2 separate regions of the Homo sapiens genome follow, and region 1 is linked to region 2. The links are chromatin loops, found by intact Hi-C in ENCODE. Cell type or tissue: heart right ventricle. All regions are shown on one strand.

Evidence for each region. Peaks named below come from ENCODE experiments on the same cell type or tissue, not always from the same donor. Only the 100,000 strongest peaks of a DNase experiment are listed, where the experiment ranks them.
Region 1: it touches region 2 in a loop (4-fold over the local background); 22 of 110 quality-filtered maps call a loop at or near these places.

The regions. Positions count from the first base shown.
Region 1 is chr2:71,797,498-71,799,997 of GRCh38, forward strand. No RefSeq gene overlaps it. Among named protein-coding and RNA genes, the nearest start is that of DYSF, 330 kb to the left of the region's middle. In heart right ventricle, CTCF peaks have their summits at 1,020 (motif pointing left) and 1,226; a DNase peak (open chromatin) is centred at 1,034.
Region 2 is chr2:71,684,126-71,686,625 of GRCh38, forward strand. It overlaps DYSF (dysferlin), which reads left to right. Exons shown (of 56, transcript NM_001130987.2): 56 at 2,329-2,500. The coding sequence ends at 2,367. Among named protein-coding and RNA genes, the nearest start is that of DYSF, 220 kb to the left of the region's middle. In heart right ventricle, no CTCF peak of the experiment used is centred here; a DNase peak (open chromatin) is centred at 1,538; H3K27ac peaks cover 1,379 bases.

The sequences.
Region 1 (2,500 bases), 110 kb after region 2:
TGGCTTTGGGGACTCCATGTGGTCAGGGAGGCTCGCTTGCTCTGGAAAGTAGGTGGAGGCTGGAGGCCAGTACTCCCTGGGGAGAGGGTGCCTGTGTAACAGGAGCATCTGGCCCTTGAAAATGCTGAGCAGAGAAATGCTAGCAGTAGCGCCAGGTGCCAGCACTCAGGGTGGGATAGAGTTCTATTGTGGCCATAGAGTCCTGCCATGGGTAGAGCTTGCTGAGGGGGGACCAGATGCTGTTGGGACCCTGGGGCTGCCATCGACTGCCTTTAGCCTGTGCTGCTGCAGGGATGCAGTGTTTCTACCCCATAACCCATCTCAAAACCCCAGTCAGCAACCGGGCTCCTGAGAGGTGGGCACATCAGCTCTCTCAAGTGCCCCGGGAGAGTTTCCTGGCCTAAGATGGTGAGTGGCATGGGGCAGGGAACAGAGACTCTGCTGGGGAAGCCTCTGTCCCAGCGGGGAGATGCTGTCCCTGTCTTCAGAGAGGCCACTCTTTGGTTTATGATGTATTGACATATCATAACCCCTGGACTCCTTTGCCCAGGAATTAATGATTGTATTTCTATAATTCTTCAGTTATTTTAGGAAAATGTGAGCTGTTTCTTTAATTATCTACAAGGACTTGCCAACAGCTATTATACATTTGGCTAGATTGAGACTATGAATGAAACTTGTATTTGTCCCTAAAAGTCTCGGTTGGTTTTAGCCTTCACTGTCCCCTGGATGGCTGGTGGTGGAGTGCGACGTGTGCGGTCAGCTAATGGGGACACAGTGCTGATTTGCTTGGGCTGTGTCAACAGGATCTTGGAGCTGGGAGGACCCATGACAACTTTTTACATGATGAAGAAATTCCCCTGTTGGAAGACAACCCTTCCAGCCTCCATCGCATACCTGCTGTGATAGGGAGCTCACTGCCTGCTACTTGATCATAGGTTCTGTCACCTGCTCTAGGGCCACAGGTCAGGCCAGGGGTCACTGCAGGCTCTCTTCCAGAGGCAGCTCTCCCAGGGTCCCCCTGGTGGTCACTATGAAGCTGTGCGGCTCTCCTGGAGGGTTCCCTTGCAGCCCTCAAGTGGACAAAGGGCTCATCTTTCCTTGCCAGGGGCTCCCTTGTAAAGGCCCTTTGGCCAGCAAAGGCCCCTGGGTTAGAGTTTCCTTGTGCCGCCCACCAGGCAGAAGGTCAAAGGTCTTGGCCAAGGCCCACTGTCCTCTCCCTGCAGTGACCTTCTTTGAGCACCTCTTCCTGAACATTCTCACGCCACCCTGCCAAGTCCTGGCACATACAGGACCAGACAGTAGAGTTCAGGCTGTCCCTGAGACTGCTGAAATGCCCCTTCTCCTTCACCAAGGACCAGGGGAGAAAAAGGGACCATGGACTGGAGACAGACAGCGGGAAGGGCGGGGAGCCAGGCGATGTCATCAATGCCTGCTGTCAGGCTGGGGCCCTGCTGTCATCTAACCTGCCCGGGGCTGATGTGTCCTGGTCACTGTTAGTCCATGGGAGAAGGACCCTTATCATGGCTGGGAGACCAGGAGAAGGGGTGCAGCTCCCCTTGTGTCTTGGATTGGAACATGATTGCCAATAGGTGGCCCCAGTGGTGATGAGGGCTGTGAAGGAGGGTCCTCCATCTTTCCTGCCACCAGCCGCACCACCATGGCTACCTTCACCGCCTTTCCAGCCAAAGCCTTTCAAAGCCATGTCTTGGTGGGTAGAACTGGATGGGGCTCTAGGCTGTGACTTTAAATGAGAATCACTAAACTGTTGGAGATAATGGAAGGGAAGTGAGGGGCCAGTGGGGACAGGCCAGCCCTTGGGTCCATGAGACCAGTGCACTGTAGCCAAGAGTCTGAAGCCTGGCCCACATCCTCAGCCCTGGGAACATAGGAATGGCCTCAAGACCCCTGCTCAAGTCCTATGTTCTCTCCCACCAGGGACAACTGGCCATGTGGGCTTGTCTCATGGCCCCTGCATGTAATAGCTCCATTCAGTTTGGGCTTTTCATTCTTAAGTAGCACCACAGTGGGAAGTCTCTGGGCCTGTCCAGCTACTTTACACGGCCTCCCCCAGCTGGAGTTGAAACCTATGCCTCCAAGTCCTTCCTGCACCCCTTGGGGTTTCCTCTTCAGCCCTCTAGCAAATAACTATTCCAACAAAAACCTTCACAGCTCCCCAAGAACTTGCCATAATTTATAGGCACAAGGCAGTCCAAATCCATATGGAGAAAAGTAACATTCCTCCCCAAGAAGCAGCCCAGCCAGCCGAGAGTGGGAGAGAGAGAGAGAGACTGCTAAAAGATATACCTGTGTATTAAAAGAACTGGGGACTGAGGACTGGGGACAGACAATGGGAAGGCAGGAAGTGAGGCAATGTCACCTCACAGCTTTTAGTCCAAGGGTGACCAGCTGCCTTCAAAGGATGCCTTGGGACAAAATATGGCTGCCAGGTTTCATTTGTCCAAATGGTGGTTTTCCTAGAACAAAGGGACTTTTTTTT
Region 2 (2,500 bases):
ATCAGCAAAATCTGACTGTGGTCCAGGGTAGATCTAGGTTGCAGGGACTCGAGGTGTGTACGATGTGGGAGGCCTCTTTAAGCCAAGGGAGACGAGATTACAAATATAAGCTGAGATACAGGACTGTGGAAGAGTGTGTGCACGTGTGGTGTCCTGCAGCATGAGCTGTTGCTGTGACCTGAGATCCGGGGTCAGGCCCCAGGACTTCTGCCTGGTGTCTCCTGCCCAGGGGGCACCCTTCCCAGCCTGCCTCAAGCTCCTCCTCCCATTCGGAGCCCAGCTGGCCAGTGTTCAGTTAGCCACAGAGACTCTAAGCACGTGTGTGCGTCTGGGAGGTAAGGGCGTGTTTTGGGGATGAGGGAGAAGAGGATGAGGCCTCATGCCACTGGGGAGTGCTCACTTCCCTGGGGAGACATTGAAACCAGAGAGTAAGGAAAAGTACTGTGGATGATCAAATGCTCTTTTGGGAGGCTCAGGCCGTGGGAGTTTAGGAAGAGAAGAGCTGCTGCAGACCCTCGCCCTTGGTGTAGTCGGAGGACTAGCAGCAGTAGCACCAGGGAACTCACTAGAAACTCAGAGTCCCCGGCCGGCCCCGGCCTGCTGAGGGGGAATCTGCATGTAGGCACATGATGGTTGGAGAAACCCTGTTGGATGTGACAGAGCTCTGTCGCTGGAGTCAGGATTATGGACTCTTCCTGTGACCTTGGCAAATCCCTCCTGCTCACATGAGGAAGGGGCTGCACTAGGTTAGCTCTGGCCTTCTGTGGCTGGGACTGTGCTTAGGGGAGCACTGTCATCTTCCCTGGCTGCTGTATATTAAGCCAAGCCTCCTTCTGAAAAGCCAAGGGGAGGGGAAAGGCAGGTCCAAAGTGGCATCACCACCACCCATGACATGCCTAAGCCCAGCCCCTGCCAGCTGCACCCTGCACTGCTAGGCTACTGGGCAGCAGATCTAGGCCTCCAGGGGCCTGGGGAAGGAGGCCCTGCTGCCTGGCTGGGAGAGGAAGGAAAGATTTCCAGTCACTTCCAGCCTGTGGTCCTTCCTCATCGCTGTGGGCAGAAGCAGAGTGGTACTGTGGGGGGCCTGGTCAGAGCTCCTCCCTGTCTCCTGTCCCCCCAGCAGCGGGCCACTCTCCTTTGAGTTCTTCTGGAAGTTGTCCTCTTTAAAATATGGACCCTGCTTCCCCTCTCCCAGGGCTGGTGTGGGGATGTCAGATCCTAGGTAAGGGGTCTAGGGATGAAGGGGGTGGCCTGGGCCTGAGGCTGCAGACTGGCTTTGCTCACAGGTCTTTGCTACAAGCTGAGCACATCCTGCCTCCTTCCACCCAAGTCACTCATTCATTTGGCCAGTACCAGATGATGAGGGCCGGGCCCTGGTGACCCTCACCTGGCTTTCAGGCCATGGGACAGAGGCTGCCTGCCCCAAGCCAGGGCCTAGTGGAGAGGGGCCCAAGGACAGGGCAGCTTCCTCCAGTTGGCCTAATCCCCTACCCTCTTGGAAATTCCCTTGGGAGGGGTATGAGGGGGCAGCCTGTCTGATTCCTCTCAGCTTCCCCCTCAGAGCCAGCCGGGAGCAGGGCCAGCGTGGGGAGGCAGGAGGCGTTTGGCGGGGAAGGAGGGCCGGCTCTGTTTCCAGAGTTGGCTTTCCCCAGCCGGCGCTGGGGAACATACTGTCCCAATTAGGAGCCCTGTATTGTGTTGTATGTGTTTTCATGGTTTTTGGGGGGAGAAGTGGGGAGGGGAGGATACTGTCAATCCTGCAGCAGGCAGGGCTCAATCAAGGGTGCCCTGTCTCTAGTGCTGGGCTGTGCCGTGGGTCATCCACGACAGCCCATCCCCAACTCTCTCTCTGCTTTCTGGACAGGGGTGTGATGACCCGTAAGCCCTGGGCTGCCATGTGGGGGAGGACCCTGGGCCCCACCTTCAGCACCTGTCTGATGGAAGAGGCCAGGTCCAGGGTGCTCAGAGTCCTCTGGGCAGTCAGCTGGAACCTGGAAATGGGCCTGGCTTGATGGGGGAGAAGACAGAGCAATTTGGGCAGCTTTGGCCCCCAGGTGGGAGGGTGCGGGTGGAGTTTCGGAGGGTATGGGTTTGCCTGATGGGCTGGAGCACTAGGCAGGGCGGAGTGTTGAGCCCCACATGGTATGGATGGCAAGTGGTGAGGGCGAGGCGTGGGCAGGTGGTTGAAGAGCCACGAGCGTCCTCTCCCAGCCTCTTGCCTGTTGGCAGCTTAGCCCCATCCTCTGAGCCCCAGGTCTGGGACAGCTGCTCTGGCTGTGCCTGCCCCAGTGGGATCACCATGGGTCCCTGTCTCCTCCCTCCCTCCAGAACTATGCTGCCATGAAGCTGGTGAAGCCCTTCAGCTGAGGACTCTCCTGCCCTGTAGAAGGGGCCGTGGGGTCCCCTCCAGCATGGGACTGGCCTGCCTCCTCCGCCCAGCTCGGCGAGCTCCTCCAGACCTCCTAGGCCTGATTGTCCTGCCAGGGTGGGCAGACAGACA